Regions from separate parts of the Homo sapiens genome. Here regions 2 and 3 are each linked to region 1. Evidence: read pairs that join two places in POLR2A ChIA-PET (ENCODE). Cell type or tissue: OCI-LY7. All regions are shown on one strand. Links, peaks and the distances in the headings refer to the core of each region. The heading gives the core; the rest is flanking DNA.

The links. Peaks named below come from ENCODE experiments on the same cell type or tissue, not always from the same donor. Only the 100,000 strongest peaks of a DNase experiment are listed, where the experiment ranks them.
Region 2: POLR2A ChIA-PET joins it to region 1 with 26 read pairs; 3 of 35 experiments call an interaction of 5 or more read pairs at or near these places.
Region 3: POLR2A ChIA-PET joins it to region 1 with 12 read pairs; 3 of 35 experiments call an interaction of 5 or more read pairs at or near these places.

Annotation. Positions count from the first base shown.
Region 1 is chr5:156,875,924-156,884,058 of GRCh38, forward strand. No RefSeq gene overlaps it. Among named protein-coding and RNA genes, the nearest start is that of PPP1R2B, 30 kb to the left of the region's middle. In OCI-LY7, for the core only: a CTCF peak has its summit at 3,951 (motif pointing left); a DNase peak (open chromatin) is centred at 3,878; H3K4me3 peaks cover 687 bases; H3K27ac peaks cover 4,172 bases.
Region 2 is chr5:156,930,504-156,938,638 of GRCh38, forward strand. All of the region lies in intron 5 of TIMD4 (T cell immunoglobulin and mucin domain containing 4), which reads right to left. Among named protein-coding and RNA genes, the nearest start is that of TIMD4, 29 kb to the right of the region's middle. In OCI-LY7, for the core only: CTCF peaks have their summits at 4,566, 4,772, 6,309 and 6,508; DNase peaks (open chromatin) are centred at 2,889, 3,454, 4,548 and 6,668; H3K4me3 peaks cover 1,735 bases; H3K27ac peaks cover 5,000 bases.
Region 3 is chr5:156,939,816-156,947,950 of GRCh38, forward strand. The region is part of intron 5 of TIMD4 (T cell immunoglobulin and mucin domain containing 4); the gene reads right to left. Among named protein-coding and RNA genes, the nearest start is that of TIMD4, 19 kb to the right of the region's middle. In OCI-LY7, for the core only: no CTCF peak of the experiment used is centred there; a DNase peak (open chromatin) is centred at 2,416; H3K4me3 peaks cover 1,348 bases; H3K27ac peaks cover 1,946 bases.

The DNA of each region.
Region 1 (8,135 bases), core at 1,248-6,247:
CATTATAAGTAATCTAGAGATGATTTAAACTCCACAGGAAAATGTACATAGGTTACATGCAAATACTATTCCATTTTATATACAAGACTTGAACATGTGTTGGTTTTTAATATCTGCTGGGGTCCTGGAACCAATCCCCCAAGAATACCAAGGGATGACTTTACTTTCAATTACAGGTTTTGGGACCAGCCAAATGAAAAAAAAAAATGCATAGGATCAGGTCTAAGAAGGCACCAAATGAGAAGCTTCCATGTCCTCAGGACACATCACCCTCCTGGTACATCCATGTATGATTACCAATCAATTACCAATCAGGGAGGCTCTCCTGAACCTCAATGTCCCGACTTCTTACAGGGGTCTCATTACATAGGCATAATTGATTCAATCATTGGCCATATCCTTTAACGCAATCTCCAGCCTGTCTCCTATTCCTAAAGATCAGGCTGATATCACCTGACTTAAATCTCAACCATCTAATCACAAATGGTTTTTCTGCCATAGCCAGCCCCACCCTGATTCTTCTCCTTAAGCCTGAACTCAGGCAGGTGCCAGGGACCCACCATGAGTAACTAAGACACTCCCATTACTCAAGACAATCTAAGGATTTAGAGGTTACCTCCCAGAAACCAGGGACAAATCCAGCCAAATTCTTTATTATATAACACTATGTAAGTATACTGTATACCATTTTAATTTTGCAACTTTCCTGTAAATTTTCCAAAGAACACATTGTTTATGTAAAAAATGAAAAATATCTAAGCAGAAATGATCAACACAAATAAGAATTCAAAAGGTTTTGAGGTATAAGTCAATACCTCAAAACTGACATCAACTGACATCAACTCTGCTCCTATATGTGAGCAACTGTTAGAAAAGGTAATACTGTACGAATCCCCTTTATAATAGCAACAGATACTTATAAAGTATAAAACATTAATAAAAAGAATTTTTATAAAACATTCAAGACCTAAATAACGAGTATATACTGTGAACGTGACATATTATGTTGTATTATAAAGATATCAGTTCTTCTCCAAATTATCCTGACAAGGCTGTTGTTAATGTTTTAGTAGTTATTATTAACTTTTAAAAGGGTGTATGTTCGTTTGTATGTGTAAATATAGAAGATGAATCTCTTAAATTTGTATAAAGGAGCAAAGAACTAAGAATAATCATGGCATTTCTTTAAAAGAAGAGTAAAATACAGGGATTGCCCTACCAGGTATCAGGACTTTCTATTAAGCAATGATAATTAACACAATGTGTAATTTGGTGTGGGAACAGATAGAGTAAATGTTAGTAATTATTATGTCAAGTGGATGCTTTTGGCTGCAAACAATAGGAAAACTGACTCAAATTGCTTAAACAATAATTTAATAAGAAATTTAAAAGTAGAGCTATTTTCAGGGTTGATTAATGTCACGGCTTGGCAGAGACATCAAGGAAAGAAGTTTGTCCTATCCCTCTGTTCTGCCATCCTCAGTGTGGTGACTTTGACCCCATGCTGAAGCCCGTCATAGCCATGAGGTGGCTGCCACAGTTCTAGGTATCACATAGGCAGAAAGGGTAAATGCCTTCTTATGTTTCTTTCTCAGGGGTTAGGAAACATTTCTAAAAGTCCCAAGAGAGGACTGGGTCACTCACTCAATTCCTAAACCAAATACACTTATTCTCCAAATACTAGCAAGGGAATTGAGGTCAGTATAATTGCCTTAGACAAATCATTCTAGGTAGAATTGATATTGGGGTGTCAATGCTCAAGACAATAATGTTAATTCTATTTGATGGGGAAAAAAGTGATTATTCTTTATACATTGGGATTTTTTTCTCAAAATTAAAAAATAAATTTACCTCCAAATGAAACTAGATGTCCTACTTAATGAGCATCGTATTCAATCTCTCTCTGAATAAATGTGGAACCCACTGAGAAACTGACATTTGTTGACTGCCTGCTGAAGGCCAAGTACTAAGCTAAGTACACCATCACATCTGTCCTTACAATACCCCTGAAGGACCATTTGCTGAATGATGAAACTAAGTCCAGAGAAGGAAAGTGACTGGGATAAAGTCACTTGTTGAATATGAGGTAAAGCTGGGGACTCTACCTTGATTTTTAGACAATTACCCCATACTTCAACCCAGACCTATGTTCTCTACCCTTTATTGTGCCAGAAAAAAACATATCATTCAGATATATGGATTCAGGTACCAAAAAGAGCTGGCAAATATTTCTATAAATGTTTTCTTCTCCACAAACCATATAAGAAAGAAAGATGATTAAATTTCAAAACTCTTAGGACCTGCTCTCAACCATCAGACCAATGTTGGAGTGGGCAGGTGGATTTCTTCATTGGAAATAGCTTAATCTGTCAAACAAGCTTAAAAGAATTTCCCAGGAAACACAGCAGGTCTGGCATTCCCATTGTGTCCACTCATGCAAATCAGATTTCACAAATACATGGACACCTTGGCTTCCTTACAGGGTACATTCAGGATGTCAATACTCAAGGTGACTTAAGGTTAGACAATTAAGGAAGGAGCAGCAGTGTGGCAGGAAAAAACTTTGAGAAGACAAAGATGAACTTGGCCAATTGGATAGAAATGAAACAGCCCAGTGTTGTGGAGAATTGCAGGGCCAGTGGTGTGGTCATGATGGACAGTCTCCTCCAAGGCCACCTGTGATTGAAGCCCGATTGTCAAAAACAGACAGTAAACCAGGAGAGAGAAGCAAGAAGTTAGATGGTGCTGTCAACTTGCCACAGGATATGCAGCAAAGGGTATCGGACTTGCATGAAGAGTGAGGAGAAAAAAACCAGGTGGGGGTGGTAAGAGGTAGTGGATGAGTTCTTAAAACAGCCTCCAAGAACATCTGGAAGAAAATCTTGGGCATCTGATATCCTAACAATGATTTTGCAAACAGTCTCATTGTCTTCCGGGATGTGAAGTTCTCTCCTAGTACCAGGGCTGCAAGCCAGAGAAGAGCCAGCTGTGGGTCCCCACCTCTAGTGAACCTCAAGAGACTCAAAGGGGATGCTCCAGGAGACAAGAAGCTCTCTCTTCAGGAGCTGACCAACAGTGGGTAGGCCAGAACCCTTGGCTTGTCCACCTTACTCCATCCAGGAAGGAAGGGATGCTTCCTAACAGCCCTGGGGTGTTGACATTCCAGGGCTGTTAGGAAGGCTTGGTTCTGTTCTGGAGCCACTACTGGTGACTCCTGAGAACCATGGGGCAGCTGCTTAATTCATCTTAAAATTCAATGTGGAAGGACAAGTGTGCTAGTCCCCAATAGACCAAGGAATCTGAAAAGCCCAGAGGAAAACTAGCAAGTCTAGTATTGTCACATGGTGCTCTATAAAGTCTTAGGGGTTCTATGAAAATATTTCAGGGACACAATTAGTTGGCGGACAGCAGGGAGGGCTGCCAACACAGCGCTTTACTTTTGCACGGGGTTTCAAGTTATACTAACACTTATCAAGGACTTACAATATGCCAGATGCTGTCTGAAGCATTTTACATGTGTTCTCTCATTTTATTCTTATAACAATTGAATGAGGTGATGCAATATTACTTTTAATGGTAAAAAATGCAATTACTTTTATACCAACCTAATAATAATTCTATTATGCAGGCAAGAAAATAAAGCACAGAGAGGTTAAGTAACTTGCCCAGAGTCATGCAGCTCATAACTTATACCTGTGAGATTTAAACCCAGCTACATGCCACTGTGTTATACCAAAGTCCTCTGTTAAGATTTCCTCAGATGAGAGGGCTTTCTCCCCAACACACAGTAGAGGATTTATCTAAGGTGCCTCATTCACAGGCAGAAACCTCAGGACCAAGACAGCCTAGGGCTATTCAAAAATCTCTTTTGGCAGCTCCTGGTAGTGAGAGTCACAGCTGCTCTGTGGTTTACTCTGCCATCTGTTAAAATGAAAAGAATATTAACTATTGACCTCTTGTGGCTCAGGCAAGCTTTGTGAGTTTTAAGGATTTAATATCTGAAAATCACCTCCTACAGTTACATTGGGAGCTTCACAGTAACCCTCCTGTGGATCTCAGTCTTTTTGTCTTCACACACTCAGGGCTAATGAAGGAGCAGGTGCCAATGTGAGTGCTTTATCCAGACACACACCAGGAAGCTCAGCATCAAAAACCGTAAAAGATATAAATCCCATGGGGGTAAGGAGGCTGCTGGTGGAAACTACAAAGAAAATGATAGATAAGCATGGGGCCAGGCATGGTGGCTCATGCCTGTAATCCCAGCACTTTTGGAGGCTGAGGCAGGCGGATCACCTGAGGTTGGGAGTTTGAGACCAGCCTGGCCAACATAGTGAAACCCCGTCTCTACTAAAAATACAAAAAGTAGCTGGGTGTGGTGGTGGGAGCCTGCAATCCCAGCTACTTGGGAGGCTGAGGCAGGAGAATTGCTTGGACCCAGGAGGCAGAGGTTGCAGTGAGCCGAGATCATGCCATTGCACTTCAGCCTGGGCAACAGAGCAAGACTCCATCTCAAAAAAATAAAAATAAAGTAAAAAATAAAAACCATGGGAGAAAGACAAATGAATGTTATCATTCATATTAAAGAAGGAAACAGTCTGTTTCCTGAAGAATCACTGTTTGCTTTTATGAGTCTGTGAAAGACAGCAACGTTTTTTCTACCTTGCCTTGTGTAAGAAAACTCGGTTAAATTTTATGTTTGATTTCAGTTTATTTCCTTAGCTTAGGTTTTTAGCAACTAGCCTGTCCCTTACAATAACATTGAAAACTATCCAAAATTAGGTAACTGTGCTTTGTTAGCTTCATATTTGGGGGAGAAGTGGAAAGAAGATAAATAATGAAGTATTATACTAAGAATGGAAGAAGACACGCACTGGCCCAGGATATGAGTGCTGAAAAGAGACTTTCTCAACTGGGATCTTCCCAGAAATAATTGCCGCTTCAGGAAACAAAGCCCAAGGAGAACATAAAATTGCTTTTTACTGAAAAAATGTATAAATGTATAACATTTTAAAAATTAAAATGTTTACAATATAGAAGTCATCTGAAACAAACAGAAATAGCATCGGAGTGGTAGGCACACAGCTCTTTTTCTGTACATTTTGAAATCTATCATAATTTTATTATTTTGTTTTTATTTTTTAACTCCTACAGCTCACATATGTCATAATTTTGGAAAAAAAAATCCAAATTGCTGCCAGGTGCAGTGGCTCACGCCTGTAATCCCAGCACTTTGGGAGACTGAGATGGGCGGATCATGAGGTCAGGAGATCAAGACCATCCTGGCTAACAAGGTGAAACCCCATCTCTACTGAAAATAGAAAAATTAGCCGGGTGTGATGGCGGGCGCCTGCAGTCCCTGCTCCTCGGGAGGCTGAGGCAGGAGAATCGCTTGAACCCGGCAGGCAGAGCTTGCAGTGAGCCAAGATTGTGCCACTGCACTCCAGCCTGGGCAACAGAGCCAGACTCCGTCTCAAAACAAAACAAACAAACAAACAAACATCCAAATTGCTGAGAGAGATGATCAGCTAGCATGATCATGAGAAGTCCTGGACAGCCTGAATGGACTCTGATTTTGTCATATAAACAGCTCATATTTTGAATCTGAAGTCAGGTAAGATTAAGGTAAGAAACAAAACTGTCAATCCTACTTTTACATTTCTGTAGTCATTCAGACATTTATAGAGCTCCATAGTATACCTTGTACTTTTGCAGTATACCAGGACCACGTTACACCTGGTCCTTAAGTACCTAAGAGTGATCTAAACAGACATAGTCCCTGCCTTCCCTGAGCTTCTAGTCTAGTGGAAGAAAAACAAAGAAGTAATCTAACAAATGGATGAATAACTACACATAGTGATAAGTGTTCTAGGAAGACAAGAACAAAAACAAATAGTATAGATAGAACACAGTGGCAAGGGAGCATTGCCCAGTTTAGACCGGGGGATTACAGATGAGGTCTATGAGGAAGTTCTATTTAGCTGAGAAGTGAAGGATAAGAAACAAGGGAAGAAGCAATGTTCCAGGCTGAGGTGACAGTATGTGCAATGGTGTGAAGTAGGACAGGCTGTCGAACTCCCAAGTACAGAAGACATCCAGTGTCTGGTGCACGTCACTAAGGAGGAAAAGGAGCTCCAGATGAGGTTCAGGAGGTAGACAGAGGCCAGGCCAGGCAGAGACTTGGATATACATTAAGGAGTTAGCATTTTTACCAAAAATAAATATGGCAGCCACTTTTTAGTGCAATGTAGTGACATGCTCTGAGTACATCTTGAAAAAGATTGCTCTAGCTGCTATGTACGAAATGGGCTTGGAGGTTGGTAAGGATGAAAGCCAGGACATGAGTGAGTACAGGTATCAGCAAACTGCAGCCTGCAAGCCAAATCTGCTGCACCGCCTGTTTTTGTAAGTAGAGTCCGATTGCAACACTGCACACTCATTTGTTTATGTATTATCTCTGGCTAGTCCCACACACCACCACCAGAGTTTAGTTGTTCCGACAGAGACTATATGGCCTACAAAAAATATTTAGTATTTGGCCTTTTGAAAAAAAAAAAAAAAAGCCAACTCCTGAGCTAAAAGTCTGCAGCAGTAGTCAAAATGCTATATGGTGGTAGCTAATCAGCATTTGTCCAACAAGAACTATTGAGCACCTACTGTATGCCAAGGAGACCAGATCCCCATAACTATAAATACTATGTAAGACTAGGTCTCCATTCTCCAAAACTCTCCATCTCATAAGACCCATCTTTAAAATATTCTACTTTTCCAGTGCCTCAATGACTCTTTCCCAAAACTGCAAGTCTGCCTTGAGTTCTAGCCTCTCTGTAAAGTTTTCCCTTACTTACACCTTACTCTGTGTTTTTGAACTCCAGCCATAAGTATCTCCTATGTCCAATACTTTGGGTGTGATTATACTGAGCGTATTTGTGGGTTTGGATAACGAAAACATTTTCTCCTGCAGTTATGAGAACAATCTTCTCCACCTTTTCTCCTAACCTCCAAGGTACCACTCAATCCTGCCCAAAGAGAGAACCCCAGCTCCAAGGCTACAGTAGTTCATTCAGAGATGGACTAGGATGGACTAGGACCCTAACAATCTCCTCCAGAGGTGGATGGTGGGAGGGTGGGTTCTGCTGGAACAGGTAAGGAAGACTGCCTTTTTTCTCTGCTGTGATGGTACTAGAAGGCTATGAGTTTGGGGTGGCCAATGACTCCACCAAATGTGCTCATGGGGACCAACAGAGTCTGCCTTCAGTGAGGGGGGAGACAGTGGAGAAGGAAGCAGGCTGAGAGCTGGGAGTCCTGATGGCTGTCCTAAGCCATGCATTCCACAGTACCTCTCATCCTTCCTAATTGCAGAAGCCAATAAATTCTTAATGTTTTGCTGACTGAGTTTCTGCCATTTACAACAGAAGGAGTCCTATCCCCTATAACAGCCTTCATCAAGTAGGCAATTATCTCTACCAAAAGACGACCAAGTCAGGGCCATTTGGTATCTCCACAACTCTTAGCTTGGCGCCAGTGTAGGAGACCAAAATAGGCTGCCCCAAAATATGAAGGGCTGTTGAGTTAACGACAATAAAGAGGAAGCAGGTGCAGGAGAGTTCTCTGCCCTCCCTCTGCCTGTTTAAAGGTAGAACATCAATTTAAAAGAAAAAAAGTGTCCCCTTCACCTGCCCCTTACACCAGGGAGAACAAAGTTAATCACCAACTTTGGTTCCTTTTCAGCCTGCAGATGGTACAAGCTTTACTAACAAGCCTTTATCTGCCTTTCCATAAGGTGCTGCCCCTAAAGACTCAAAGTTCTTTTCCTTCATCTCATCACTTCTCTAAAAATGTACTGCTCTTTGTTGAAGATGCTGTATAAACTAGAATTCAAAGCCACCACATCAAGAACAACTTATTCTCTGGGTGTCTCCCATGTATATATATGAAATATACATGTTACTAAACTTCTGTTTTTCTCTTGTTCATCGGCCTTTTGTTTCAGGGGATCCATTACAAACAAGAACCTGTGGGGTTGTTCTTCCCCTGCCCTAGGGAAATTCAGATCACTGGCACACTGGAAACTGACTGGTTGATGGACACATAGGTCCTTCACACTTTGCCTGGTCTGTTAGAGCTTCTCCCATAAC
Region 2 (8,135 bases), core at 2,490-7,489, 56 kb after region 1:
AATGTTCAGGACAGTGATTTGCACTGAATGTAGAAAAAGGATAGTTTAGGACAGTGGTCTCTAAAGAGGGCTCGGTACTCACCATGAGTGTAGCAGGCAATCCACTGGCTGTGGGGAAAATGACAACTTCTATTTACATTTATTTATACCTTATCTTTTAAACATTTTCCAGAAGGATATATTTCATAATGTACTGAACAAATTGGTAAACAAATATAAATAAGCATCTTAATAACAAGAATACATTATTTTTCATCAGAACACATTATTAGTCTGGTCTAGAGAAGAAGGAGTCATTCATCTCTCAAATGTAGTTTGGAGACTGTGGTCAGCAAAATAATGACACCCAAATATGTCCATGTCCTAATCTTCAGAAACTGTGAATATGTTCTCTTCCATGGCAAAAGATATTTTGCAATGTCATTAAGCTAAGGATCTTGTGATGAGAAGATTATCCTGGGTTATCTGGTGGGTCTCATGTAATTACAAGGGTCCTTATGAGGAGGTGGCAAGAAAGTTAGAGAAGAAGTCAGAGGATGTGTGATAAAGGAAGAAGAGATCACAGAGAGAGAGAGATATTTGAAGATGCTATGCTGCTGACTTTGAGGATGAAGGAAGGAGTCACAAGCCAAGGAATGCCTCTAGGAGCTAGAAAAAGCAAAGAAACAAATTATCCCCTAACAAATCCAGTATGAATATAGCCCTGCCAACACCTTGATTTTAGAGCTTCTACCCTTCACAACTCTGAGATAATAAATTTGTGTGTTAAGCCAGTAAGTTTGAGGTCATTTGTTACAGCAGCAACAAGAAACTAATACAGAGACAGTGGTTCCTAAGACCTTCCAAAAGAACAGTTGTTCTGGGACAGGCACAAGATATGAAAGGAAGATTGACTTTTCATGTTAACATTTTTTGCATGCTTTGTACTTTTTCCATGAGTGTGTATGATGTATCTTAAATTAATTAAAATTTAAACATTAACAAAACAATCTTAACATTAACTCCACTTTTCCTGGGTCCATGGATTCACCAAACCTTCTGGTTAATATTAGATGTTTCTATAGGATGAGAATACATTTACAGGAGGATTACAGGTTAGATCTCTTGGCAGCTAGAATTCTTACTGTAAGTTAGTAAATTGGCTTTCTAGCTTGTATTTTGGTCTCTTGAGTTCTTGGTAGGCATGGGCACTCTGGTAAAATGAAATTCCTGTAACACTTAACCTTAGATCTTGGAGTATTGCCAAGGGCTTGCCCCTCAGCCTTCCTCACTGTGGCATCCTGGGACTCTCTGCCATCACTAAGTATTTATGTCAACTTTCCTGGCTATGCGACCTTGGCTAAGATACTTTCCTTCTCTGAGCCATAGTTTCTTCATCTGAAAATATTAATATTTCACCAACTGATCTCCTATATCCTTTTTAACCTTTCTAATTCTGGATATCTTTTTTCAAAGAATTTTACTGAGAAAAATTATCATTACACAGTATTCTTTTAAAAGGATATAAAACTACGCTTAGTATAGGGAATGAGTATGCAAATACTTAAAAATACATACAGAAATACAATTATGTATTCTTAAATATTTGCATACTTATTCCCCAAAGAAAACTAAAAAGAAACATAAAGACTAAATACACCTGCTTTCAAGTAGAAATATCAAGACAATTAAAATTATTCTTCCTAGTACCATTTTAATTTTGTCTAATTTCTAAATTTTCTCAAATGTGACTTTTCAATGGTAAAATATTATTTGTATCATGTGTTCATCACTGGAAACTCCACGATGCTTGAGGCAAGAGCAAACTCTTGGGGTGTTTATCATTTCCCTGAAGCAGCGTCAAAGCGACCTTCTATGTGAAACTTTGAAGACAGGTGTTAGAAACCCAGTAACCCACAGCCAAAAAAGGACACCCTCCAGATCTAAAAGTACTGACATGGAAAGCTGCACAATAGATATATACTGCTTGTTTTTTAAGTCCAAAGAATTTTTAACAGTAAGTACATATAAAACCCAACAAAGGCCTGCGAGGGTTAATATACTAGTTAATTACATTGTGCCAGTGTCAGTTTCCTGGATTGGACAATGTTCTATAGTTAGGTAAGATGTGATCATTGGGGGACACTGGAGGAATATATAGGAGAACCTCACTGCACTATTTTTGCAAGTTCTCGTGAGACGAAAATTATTTGAAAACAAGCATTAAAGAAAACGGTTTAAGGGCTGAATGCAGTGACTCACGCCTGTAATCCCAGCACTTTGGGAGGCCGAGGCGGATGGATCACCTGAGGTCAGTTCAAGACCAGCCTGGCCAACATGGTTAAACCCTGTCTCTACTAAAAATGCAAAAATTAGCCAGGCGTGGTGGTGGGTGCCTGTAATCCCAGCTACTCCGGAGGTTGAGGCAAGAGAATGGCTTGAGCCTGGGAGGTGAAGGTTGCAGTGAGCTGAGATCGTGCCACTGCACTCCAGCCTGGGCAACCGAGTAAGACTCTGTCTCAAAAAAAGAAAAGAAAAGAAAAGAAAAGAAAATGGTTTAAATATCAGCCATTTCACATTGTTCTATCGAATATATGAATGGTATATAGCAGCTTTGTGGTAAAGATTTCTTGAATGAAACTAATGAAATTTAAAGTGAGTTTAAAAGAATATAGAATGATTTTGAAAAGAAAAAATTGAAAGTTTTTGTGAAAAACAATAATCTATTGTTATGAGGAAAATTAAAAAGACTGGGCAAGGGTGGTGACTCATGCCTGTAATTCTAGCACTTTGGGAGGCCAAGGTGGAAGGGTCGTTTGGGGCCACAACTTTGAGACCAGCCTGGGAAACATATCAAGATGCTCTCTCTACAAAAAATTTTTGTAACAAATTAGCCAGGCATTCTAGGCTGCAGTGAGCTATGACTGGTTCACTGCACTACAGCTTGGGCAACAGAGTGAGATCTCGCCCCCCAACCCCCCCCCAAAAAAAGCTGAAAAGTGAAAGGATATAGTCCAAACTGTAACAGTGATAATCTCTTTATCTGTTCATGGGTGAGAGTGTTGTTTTGTTTTGTTTTGTTTTGTTTTGTTTTGTTTTGTTTGAGACAGAGTCTCACTCTGTCTCCCAGACTGGAGTGCAGTGGTGCGATCTTGGCTCACTGCAACCTCCACCTCCCAGGTTCAAGCGATTCTCCTGCCTCAGTCTCCTGAGTGGCTGGGATTACAGGCCCAGCTAATTTTTGTATTTTTGGTAGAAATATGGTTTCATCATGTTGGCCAGGCTGGTCTCAAACTCCTGACCTTGAGGAGCTGTGATCCACCCACCTTGGCCTCCTAAAGTGGTGGGATTATAGGTGTGAGCCACCGTGCCCGGCCCTTTCTGGCCCTTTACGGAAAAAGTTTGCAGATCCCTATTGGTCTACTGGTGCAAAAACAACCCCCATGGTATCAAGGAATTAATTTAATTGTAAGAGCCTTCAGAAGTTAGGGTAATAATAGACTTCCTTTTCAACATGGCTATGCTTACCGTGGTACACCAGAACCTGCTTTGTCACTTAATTAGAACTGTGCTATGTGCAGTTCTGAAATGGCATTACAATTTTAGACAAGAAGATCTTTTAAGAATCCACTTTTAATATCATCCCCGTTCCCATCCTATTCATAGAAACTTGCTTTAAAATTAGCAGAGACTTCCTCTTTGAATACATTTATTGAGCTCTTACTATGTGCCAGGCACAGTTATAAGCACTTTGTATAAATTATAATTTTTTAAAAACCTAGAGACAGGGTCTTGTTCTGTCGCCTAGGCTTAAGTGCAGTGTGCAATCAGGGCTCACTGCAGCCTCAACCTCCCAGGCTCTGGCTCACGGTATCCTCCCACCTCACCTCTGCTTCCCAAATAGCTGGGACTACAAGTGTGTGCCACCACACCTAGCTAGTGTGTGTGGTTTTTTTTGTTTGTTTGTTTGTTTTGTTTTGTTTTGTTTTGGTAGAGATGGAGTTTTGCTATGTTGACCAGGCTGGTCTCAAACTCCTGGGCTCAAGTGATCCTCCCAAGTCGTTCTCCCAAAGTGCTGAGATTACAAGTGTGAGCTACCATGCCTGGCCAAATTATCACATTTAATGTTCATAAACCCATTTTACAGATGGTAAACTGAGGCTGAAAGAAGTTACATTGATTGCCCAAGGTGACACAAACAAAGGAAATTTGAACCCAACTCTGAATGACTCAAAAAAAAATGTTCTTAACGAATCTGACAGAAAAGAAAAAAAGCATATTATAATCCTACTTGAAAACACAAATTCTCGAATGAGTGAGCTTCGAGCCAGAAATCAACGGAAAAGAAGAGCACTCTGTCTTCTCAGTGGGTGCATTTTAAAACAGATATCACATATGTTGACTCATCATTGAATTCATAGATGCTGGGACTCATCTGTCCTATGTTTAAAACAAAATTAGTTCTGAAATAAGTCAACTCAAAGATACAACTTCAACGCAATCCTAGAATTTTAGAAGTGACAAGTGCAAGCCTTCAGAGAACAGTTTCTTTTCTTTCATGGGTAGCCTCGGGCTTACGCTGCCCCCTGTGGATCATGGGCGATATGGTCTTAAAAAATCCAAAAGAGCAAAAGAATCCAAAAATCACAATCTGAATGTTTAAGAGTTGGGAGGGATTTGAAATTGTCTCCTCCAATTTCTTTTTTTTTTTTAATTTGTCAAGAGGGAAGCTGAAATCTAGAGAGAAAAGTTCATTTGCGCAAGATTTTACAGTAAATAACAAAGGAAGGGACTACGTATTTTGCTGACCTCTACTCAGAATTCATATTTTCTGACCTTTCCCAGCAGCACTAATACAAATCCGGAATTTCAAAACTCCTTTTGAAAGTGGAAGCACACATTTATTGAATTCGCATGCTTGCTTCAAATTCTAAAGGACTTTACATGTTTTTATACACTTAAATGAATATATACACTGAAATGAATAAATCAACAGAGCATTACATACATCAGTCAGGCGTTCCTTAGTTCCAAGGGAAGAATTGGGTGGGGTCCATGTTGGTAATTTTGAAAGAGAACAGAGAGCAAGTTCTGTTGGCACCCAATGTGGTTCAGAAAGAGAAAGAAATGGTGAGATACTGTCACATTTCACGCAGATTAGGTAGATAGAAGGAAACCAGGGATTCTAGAACACCATTGTTCAAGAGGCACCTTGGTTCTGAACCTTGGCCTCAACCTTCCACTAGCAACAAAATCTCATCAACCTTGAGACACCCTAGCAACAAAATCTCATCAACCCTGTGAGAGCCTAGAGTCACCTCCTTAGGCTTCTGTTCTCATGTGCCAATAGCTGAGGGTCTCAGTAAAGCACAGATAAGACCTCATTCCTAATCCTTCATCACTGGACTCTCCTCTGGAGGGCAATGTCTAGCACTGGGCTTTGCCCACATTAGCTGATCAATAAATCTTCAATGAGACCAGGCACGGTAGCTCATGCTTGTAATCCAGCGCTTTGGGAGGCCGAGGCGGCCAGATCTCTTGAACGCAGGAGTTCAAGACCAGCCTGGGCAACATAGGGAGACACCATCTCTACAAAATAAAAAAAAATTAGCTGGGCATGGTGGTGCATGACTGTAGTCCCAGCTACTCAGGAGGCTGCGGCAGGAGGATCGCTTGAGCCCAAGAGATAAAGGCTGCAGTGAGCCATGATCACACCACTGCACTCCAGCCTGAGCTGCAGAACGAGACCCCATCTCAAAAACAGAAATAAATAAATTAACTAATCTTGATTGAGGGAGGTGGGAAGATCTGCATTTGACCTAAAACACTCAGAATTATTGATAACAACAACAATAATAATAAATGGCTACCATATACTGAGCACTTACTGCATGCCAAGTACAATGTGAAGTACTTCTCATGTTCTTAGTTAATTCTCAGAAAATGCTCGTCAGTAGTTCCCATTACTGCCCTCATCTCACAGTGGGAAACTTGTGGCCTGGAGAGGTCAGGCAACTTGCTCAAGTTGCATAGTAGGAAGGGACAGAGCAAATCTTGGAGCCAGGATCATTTAACTTCAAAGCCCAAACTCCTATCCTCTGGGCTCTATGGACTTTGGAAAATGTGGCAAGATGAGTGCTGGAGAGTGAATACAATGGGAAGAGTGGCTCACGCCTGTAATCCCAGCAGTTTGGGAGGCCGAGGTGGGCAGATCACCTGAGGTCAAAAGTTCAAAACCAGCCTGGCCCACATGGTGAAACCCCGTCTCTACAAAAGTACAAAAAAAAAAAGAAAAAAAAATTAGCCAGGCATGATGGCGGGTGCCTGTAATCCCAGCTACTCAGGAGGTTGAGGTAGGAGAATCGCTTGAACATGGGAGGCAGAGGTTGCAGTGAGCCGAGATGGCGCCCTTGCCCTCCAGCCTGGGTAAGAGAGCGAGACTCCGTCTGGAAAAAAAAAAAAAAAAAAAGGAAATGAAACCCCAGTCCTGTACCACCTGGATGGGTACAGTTTTTGGAAAAGAGATTCTAATAATCATTATTATCGATGATTATTATTGTGAGTACAATGTAAGCATCTGAAAGTGCACAAAGCACTTTCACATACATTATCTCATTGGAGCTTTAATATGAGTCTATGAGCTAAGTAAACTTGGGCAGACTTATTGAAAGAGGAGGAAATGAAAGCTCTGAGGGGTCCATATCTTGCCCAAGGCTGCATAGCTAATAATGAGAGCTAGTGAATGGTAGGGCAATGACATCTGATTCCAGGTTCCACTTCTTTTCCTCTCTAATATACTGCTGAGTATCACAGGGTTCAACAGCCCCCAGTTACAGATGGTAGATCTTACCAAAGGGCGTTTGTACCTTTATTTATTGACTTGTTTATAGGGCAGAAAACAGAGAGAGAGACCACACTGCAGAACACACTGAGGTTTACTCTTTTATTCTACCCGCTGTGAAATCAGAGACCTCTCCAGTGCCTAGAAACCCCTCCCTGGCTCTGCATCAGAGAGATGTTTTGGCCTACAGAGGGGCCACCCAGCTCAGTTTGTTAGCCATCAATGAGGACCTATCTCGGGGCTGGCTTTGTGTTCTATTTCAACAGCTCACCCCTTATTTCTTTTTCACTCTTTGTTTGTCTTACATGGACATACCTCTTTTAAAGCTTGGCAATTCTCTTTGATCTTATTTGGTTGACATTTCTGAAGGTGAGCTGTTAGATGCTAGAATTACATGGATTCAATTCCAATGTTATTAATAAAAAATTGTACAGTTGGTAGACTAGAATGCTATTGTGAGAAAAAATAATAAGAATCCAATTTTGTCTTTTTCCTTTATCCCCCAGCCGGGCTACCAACTGATTCAAGTCTGTGAACAGCACTGGGCATGAGAGATAAAACAAATCTGTTAATACCTCATGAAAGATGTTGACTTTGAAATCAAGTGCATCCAATTTCTTTCTTCCTAACAATGGCATTGGTGAGTACAAATGTGGTTTCCTTCATTCCTCTGCCTTTCTCTGTTCCTTCTGCTGAACTTGCACTGAGAATGGCAATTCCTCCTACAACTTTTCCATGCCCTTGATCAGCGAAAGGCTCAGAAAATTGTCAGGTTCTGACAGGGCTCAATTTTATCTTTACTTTATTAAAATAGTGCAATGTAGGGCAATGAGCTCTAATTTGGGAGCCAGAAGAGACTCCTACCTAAGGACGAGTGCTCACTCCTCTTTAAACTTTTTAAATGTCTCTGTGCCTCAATTTCCTTATTTGTAAAATAAGGAGAGTGTACTATACTAGGAATTCCTAACTGCCTTCTTGGGACCAGGGCTGTGGCTTCAAAAGACTCATCTGAGGTTTGTTAAACATATGATTTCTTGACCCCACTGCCAGAGGTTCTCATCTGCAAGTCTTGGGTACACTAAGGAGACCTATATTTTTACTAAGTTCCCTGTGATTCCAGCACATGATCAGGTCTGGAATTCATGGATTAGATAATCTCCAAGTTCAAGGTCTTGCTTCCCCAGTCTTCTCCCACCTCCTAGAGGTCAACACGAGATCTGATTGTTCTCACACCTTCATTTGTTCTCTCCTCACCCTCTTCTCTCTTATCTCCACGTCTAGATCAAACCTACCTCTGCCATGTTTGACTGCATCC
Region 3 (8,135 bases), core at 287-5,286, 63 kb after region 1:
ACACTCATGCTTCACCTGAAGTATTGCAGGAGACTCCAGCCTTACTCCCATCTAATACATCTTCCACACCCTTGCCACAGCAATTTTTCCTAAAACAACTGAAAATGCCATTCCCTACTCAAAAAACATGAACCCTCTCCCTCTGCCTCTCCGTCGTCTCCGTCTCCCGCTTTCCACGGTCTCCCTCTGTTGCCGAGGCTGGACTGTACTGCCGCGATCTCGGCTCACTGCAACCTCCCTGCCTGATTCTCCTGCCTCAGCCTGCTGAGTGCCTGGGATTGCAGGCGCGTGCCGCCAGGCCTGACTGGTTTTTGTATTTTTTGGTGGAGACGGGGTTTCGCCCTGTTGGCCGGGCTGGTCTCCAGCTCCTGACCTCGAGTGATCTGCCCGCCTCGGCCTCCCGAGGTGCCGGGATTGCAGACGGAGTCTCACTTACACAGTGCTCAATGTCGCCCAGGCTGGAGTGTAGTGGCGTGATCTCGGCTTGCTACAACCTCCACCTCCCAGCCGCCTGCCTTGGCCTCCCAAAGTGCTGAGATTGCAGCCTCTGCCCGGCCGCCACCCCATCTAGGAAGTGAGGAGCGTCTCTGCCTGGCCGCCCATCGTCTGGGATGTGAGGAGCCCCTCTGCCCGGCCGCCCAGCCTGGGAAGTGAGGAGCGCCTCTTCCCGGCCGCCGCCCCGTCTAGGAAGTGAGGAGCATCTCTGCCTGGCCGCCCATCATCTGGGATGTAGGGAGTGCCTCTGCCCCGCCGCCCCGTCTGGGATGTGAGGAGCGCCTCTGCCCGGCCGCCCCGTCTGGGAGGTGAGGAGCATCTCTACCCGGCCACCACCCCATCTGGGAGGTGAGGAGCGCCTCTGCCCGGCTGCCCCGTATGAGAAGTGAGGAGCCCCTCCGCCCGGCAGCCGCCCCGTCTGGGAAGTGAGGAGAGTCTCCACCCGGCTGCCCCATCTGGGAGGTAGGGGGCACCCCCGCCCGGCAGCCGCCCCGTCTGGGAGGTGTACCCAACAGCTCATTGAGAAGGGGCCATGATGACGATGGCGGTTTTGTTGAACAGAAAAGGGGGAAATGTGGGGAAAAGAAAGAGAGATCAGATTGTTACTGTGTCTGTGTAGAAAGAAGTAGACATAGGAGACTCCATTTTGTTCTTTACTAAGAAAAATTCTTCTGCCTTGGGATGCTGTTAATCTATAACCTTACCCCCAAGCCCCTGCTCTCTGAAACATGTGCTGTGTCAACTCAGGGTTAAATGGATTAAGGGCGGTGCAAGATGTGCTTTGTTAAACAGATGCTTGAAGGCAGCATGCTCGTTAAGAGTCATCACCACTCCCTAATCTCAAGTACCCAGGGACACAAACACTGCGGAAGGCCGCAGGGTCCTCTGCCTAGGAAAACCAGAGACCTTTGTTCACATGTTTATCTGCTGACCTTCTCTCCACTATTGTCCTATGACCCTGCCAAATCCCCCTCTCCGAGAAACACCCAAGAATGATCAATAAATACTAAAAAAAATTAAAAAAATGAACAATTCCTCATGACTCTGAAATAAAATATAAATTCTTTAGTCGATCATACAAGCCCCTTAAGAACCTAGACCATTACCAGCTTCCTATCTCTATTTTTGGATTAAACCAGACTGTTAAATAATCACCAAAGACATCATGCTTGTATTACATTTCTCCGTCTTTGCTCATGCTGTTCTTCCATCCTGTTGGCTCTTCCCTCCTTAATAGCATTTTCTCCTTGAAGAACCAATTCAAAGGTCAATGAGTAAAATCAGCCCTGACCCTGGTCCTCATTTTCATTTTCACCTCTTCCATCTTTGGGCCCCAGTGTGCCTTTTCTTACCTCTATCTCAAAGCAGAGCTCACTAAAGGATGGTTTGTTATGCACAAGCCTGTCCATCCCACTAAAGTGTGATCCCTTTAAAGAAGAAGGCCATGACTTACTCATTTTTACATGTCCTATGCCACATAAAGTGCAACCAAATATATTACCTACTGTCATATATCTAAACCAAATGCCAGAGTTACAAGGTACAGATTTAAAATTCCATGTGCAACCACATATCCCTCTGAGCATGCCTTAACTCCATGGAAAGGCCAGCTTGTTTTGGACCTTGAAGCTTCAACTGGCTTTGCAAAATAAAAAGATACAGTAATAGAAAAAAATGTTTCTAAACTCATCCCTAACCCACTCCCCCATATTCTTGTCCCTGGGACCAAGAAATAACTACTGTTAAGTATCGCAAGGAAAGAAAAATGTTGTTATTGTCAGAGCAATCTTCATTTTTCCCAATTTGAATATTGACAGCAAAGTCCTCGTGTGTTTTTCAGTGCATTCAACTTGAATTTGTGCTACAGTTTTTGACTTCCTGCTGATTACAGGTATAATGATTCATTTGGGGCACAAGAAAAGTGAAACCTCATATGTAAATAAGGAACCTGCCTTCAAGAAAGCTCTGTTGAGAAACAGTGGCTGCCCATCTGGGAACAAAGACCAACTCTGCACGGGGTCAGGACCACTGGCCTCTTGCCTTAGCTCTCTTCCTAACTCACTACAAGCCTTCTCTCAATTCCCTGGCCTTCTCTGGGTCTCAATTTCCTATCTTCTTAGTTTCCCAGCATTCTACAGACAAGACTTCCCCCCTACATCCCCTGGAAGTTCATAGACACAAGTTTAAAATCCCTGAAATGCGGATGTGAGTCCCAGTTCTCCCTCTGTCTAGCTGTGTGACCTTGGATAAATCATTCTACATCTCTGAGCCCTATATCTGGCATCCAGAGAGTGGAGATTAGAATTTGCCACACTAAGTAGGGCTTCTTTGGTTGATATCTGCAGACCAGCCACCTAAAAATTGGAGGAGAGCATTGAACTAGAAGACATGTACACAGAGTTGCTTTGTAAAATAAATAACACAAACCTGGAAGCATTAGAATGGCAAACTGGACCACAGCTCTTTTTCAGCTGTAACTTGATTCTCAAGCCTAAATTATAGAGTGGAGCCTCAATAGATTGAGCAACATGAGAACAAAACAACTGAGAGGCAGTTGAAAATTAAAGATATTCACCCACAGGAATAAAACCAATAATTGAGAGTTCTACATAGCCATCTAAACAGAGGTCAGTGAAAAGCTTTCAGAATCTCAGATTTATTCTAATACTGAGAATTACTACTATGAGATTGTAAAAGCTTTTGTAACTTCTCTGGGTTTGTGATTTTGTCACTCCTCAGCTGTTTCCCTAGTGTGATTAGTAGTTTAAAAAAATCATAAAACTGGAAAGTATCTATATACTGATCAGGAACAGCCAGTTATTTGGGAGCTGGCAGAAGTGGCCTCTTGTTACCCTGCTGGACTGCCTGAAAATGAAGGTTTGTGATCTGGAATAGCAGCAGAGATGTAAAGAAAAGAAAAAAATAGAAGTTCTTCCTAATGACTATTATTTACAAGCCAGTAATTATGTACTAGGCATTTTTCTCATGCATTTTCTCACTTAACAGCCCTATACAATAAGTACTACCGTTATCCCCATTTTACATTTTGAGGAAACTGAGATTCAGAAAAGGATAGAACAAATAACTCACCTGAGATTCTACAAGAAAAACAAAAATCTCACAAAATGGCAGAGGTAGGATATAATCAGGAGCCTTTGCACTCCCTGACTCAACTCTTTCAACTCCCACCTAATGCCACCCAACAGGCTATGAGAAGAAAGGACTAGAAAGAAAGGATAGGGATTTGGGATGTTATAGAGGCAGTGAACATGAGCCTGAGATACAATCAGTAGGGAACTTAATCCCAGCCCACCTGATTTTATTTAGGAAATGGCATAGTTATGTAGCTTTTTATGCCCTGGCTTTGGAGTCCCTACCCAGTAGAGAGGAGGCCTTTTGGGAGAAACTGGGGGCCATTTCACACATTCCTGCTACCAAGCAAGAAATAAAATTAATCCCAGCTGGGTGCAGAGGCTCACACCTGTAATCCCAGCACTTTGGGAGGCCAAGGCAGGTGGATCACAAGGTCAGGAGTTTGAGACCAGCCTGGCCAATATGGTGAAACCCCGTCTCTACTAAAAATACAAAAAAAAAAAAAAATTAGCCAGGTGTGGTGGTGGGTGCCTGTAGTCCCAGTTACTCAGGAGGCTGAGGCAGGAAAATCGCTTGAACCCAGGAGGCAAAGCTTGCAGTGAGCCGAGACCATGCCACTGCACTCCAGCCTGGGTGACAGAGGTGAGACTCTGTCTCAAAAAAAAAAAAAGAAATAAAGAAATAAAATTAATCCCATAGGCGAAAAGTATGATCAGAGTTCCTAGGTATCTTGAGGTATGAGTTTGTATCACTCTAATAGATTTGGGGGGAGTGGGACCTATGTCATATTTTCATGTGAGTTGTTACTGTTGTTTTATCTGTTTGTGCTTGTACTTGTTACTGAATTATAGCTCCTAGCCATTTGGGGTTTTGTAGAATATTTAGAGAATTGAATGAAAGTCCTGGACTTTGCCCCAGAAAAATGTGTGTGCACACATACATACAATTATGCATATCATTTCAGGAGGGTCATGCCCTTCCTGCAAGAAGCTCATCTACAGATATCCCCCATCCAGGAGTCCTCAGACACAGTTTAAAATCTCTAAAAGCTGGGTATGACTCCTAGCTCTCCCGCTGTTCAGCTGTGTGATCTTTTTTTTTTTTTTTTTTTTTTTTTTTGAGACGGAGTCTCGTTATTTCCCCCAGGCTGGAGTACAGTGGCGCGATCTCGGCTCACTGCAAGCTCCGCCTCCTGGGTTCACACCATTCTCCTGCCTCAGCCTCCCAAGTAGCTGGGACTACAGGTGCCCGCCACCACGCCTGGCTAATTTTTTGTATTTTTTAGTAGAGACGGGGTTTCACTGTGTTAGCCAGGATGGTCTCGATCTCCTGATTTCGTGATCCGCCCACCTCGGCCTCCCAAAGTGCTGGGATTACAGGCTTGAGCCACTGTGCCTGGCCTCCCAAAGTGCTGGGATTACAGGCTTGAGCCACTGTGCCTGGCCAGCTGTGTGATCTTAAGACAAGTCACTCTACATCTCTGAGCTCCATTCTAGGCAGCCATAAAGTGGAGGCAAGAAATTGCTACCCTGGGTCATGCTAATTTTAGAGAACAATGATTGACAAGACCCTCTTTAAGGATTTAAATCAGCCCACAACCACAGAAGCTTTGCCATCGAAAATTACATGAAAAAATGGAGAGGGAATTGTGGATTGTTAGCCAGAGAAAGAAAAACCCACAGAAGCCTGTAGGCCCTCTGAAGTGGGTTGGAAGGGTTTTCATGTGAATGAAGATGTAGTCTTATTCTGTAAGAGGCACCAGAGGGGAGACCAGGAGGAAGCAGAGTGGCACGGTGTTAGAGTGATCTGGAGTTGAAAAGACGTGGTTAAATCCAGGTCGGCCATTTACCGGACAAGTTTTTAATCTTCAAGGGCTCTAAAATGGAGGTGAGGAGATAATGGTACCCATTTCTTAGGAATGTGGGGACAATCAAAAGAGATAATACATGCAACGTGCATGGTGTTAAAACAAGGCAGACCTACAATGGTAGGTGTTAGCTTCCCTAATAAAGTCTCTGACCCTCCATTTCTTTACCTATAAAATGAGGATAATATCTGTAGCTGCCTAGGAGGTTGTTGTGAGATTCAAATAAGAAAATTAATGCAAAAACGCTGAGCACAGTACCTAATGCATAGGTAAATCCTCGGTGGATGTTAACCACAATTATCACTATGAATGTTTCATTACCAAAAAAACAGTGGGAAGAGAGGAAGTAGGGAGTGAAAGAATTTTATTTCTATCTGTTTTCATGTACCCCTAACAAAAAAGCATGCGTGTAATGTTTGTGTAATTTAAAATAAATGAATAGTAGTTAAAAGAATATGACTTTTAATTTCAGATTAGAGAACCAGATAAAATAAAATGATACCTAAAGAGTGTAGAATCAGAGCTAGACATCCCAGACCTGACACCTGAGAGCTGTGTGGCCTTGGGAGATTTTGATAAAACAAAAATATGAGCATCTGCTAACGAGGGATTAAATGAAGTGGCCCAGGAAGATGGCTTGACACAGACCTAGAACATAACACGTGCGCAATAAACCCTGCTTTTCATCCCTAATGACTAAATGTTCCATAGAGACTGACTGGCCTTCTTACACCAAGCTCCTCTTCACCAGAGCAGCAAGTGTTCTCTCTTCTGGGATTTGGTCAAGGAGGAGAGAAATGAAAACTATAAAGAAGCTTATGGAAGGTAAACATCACATGACCTCTTATTCCCTTGTAATTCAATGTAAAATAGTCCAAGATTTAAATGGAATAAAGGATGATGGTGTTAGAATGTTCTCCCTACTTTCCATCACCTTTCTAGTCACTGTCATCTCTTTCTTTGTCAGAAAATAGTCCCCCACCCTTACCCCATCCCATAGACAAAGAGGGTTTGGATCTTTGGCACCCCATTTCCCTTAAATTATCAACTCCTAATCCAGATTTTCTGTTTTCCCACTGTATGAGTTAGTGCAGGCCAAAGCGTCTTAATATCAGGGCCCCCTCGCATTTCATCCTAAGTTACAGTCTTACTTCAAAACCTATCCCCTTCCATTCACTCTTGTCTGTTTCCTCCAACTCTGAGCTTTTTTTTGTTTGTTTGTTTTGAGACGGAGTCTCACTCGTCGCCCAGGCTGGAGTGCAGTGGCACAATCTCGGCTCACTGCAAGCTCCGCCTCCCAGGTTCACGCCATTCTCCTGCCTCAGCCTCTCGAGTAGCTAGGACTACGGGCGCCCGCCACCACGTCCACCTAATTTTTTTGTATTTTTTTTTTTTTAGTAGAGACGGGGTTTCACCATGTTAGACAGGATGGTCTTGATCTCCTGACCTCGTGATCCGCCTGCCTCGGCCTCCCAAGGTGCTGTAATTATAGGCATGAGCCACCGCGCCTGGCCTCTTCTGAATTTTTGAGAGTGATGCTACATTGTCTCCTTCACAGAATTAAATGATGCCTGTTTCCTGGCTAATAAACATATAGAAAGGAACTCAAACTCTCTGTTAATCAGGATAAGAAAAGAACAAGATGGGCCGGGCAAGGTGGCTCATGCCTGCAACCCCAGCACTTTGGGAGGCCGAGGCAGGTGGATCACCTGAGCTTAGGAGTTCAAGACCAACCAGGGCAACGTGGTGAAACCCCATCTCTACTAAAATACAAAAAATTAGCCAGGCATGGTGGCATGTGCCTGTAGTCCCAGCTACTCAGAAGGCTAAGGCACGAGAATCACTTGAGCCCAGGAGGCAGAGGTTGCAGTGAGCGGAGATCGCACCACTGCACTCCAACTTGGGCTACAGAGTGAGGCTCTGTCTCAAAAAAAAAATAAAATAGAAAGAAAGAAAAAAGAAAAGAACAAGATGACATTTTCTTCTCATAAGATTGAAAAAGTTAAACAAACAGTCATATCAAGTGTAGGGAGAATATGGGAAAGCAGATACTCTGTGGGTGGAAAAATAAATTGGCACAGCCTTTTCTGAGAACATTTTTCTACAAGCTATTAAATTTAAAGGTGCACATTTCTTTTAACCAGCAATTTTTACTTTTTGGTCACCATCCTAACTACAGAAACACTTGCATGAATGGTTAGGGAGGTATGCATGTGCTAGGATGTTCACTGCAGCACTGTTTATAAAAAGGAAACATTGAAACAACCTAAATGCCCCTCAATAGACAAGAAATACTGTGAGTACTCATAATGTGAAATATTACACAGCAATTTGACATGTATCTACATAGATTAAAGAAGAAAGTGGTCCAATATATAACAATAAGTGAATAAAACAAAATGCAGAATGCTGCATATAGCATGATAACATTGTCTAAAGACATGCACAAAACTGAACTATGTATTTCTATAGCTATGTAGACACATAAGGGAATGGAAAAAAGACCTAGAATGATCATCTTCAACTAATAACAGTTATTATCTCATGGCAGGGGGCTGGGATTGAAGACAAGGAGTGAAAGAGAATTTTATTTCTATCTGTTTCTATGCACTCCTAACAAAAATGCATTAGTGTGACATTTGTGTAATTTAAAATAAAAAAACAAAATTTGAAATATGAA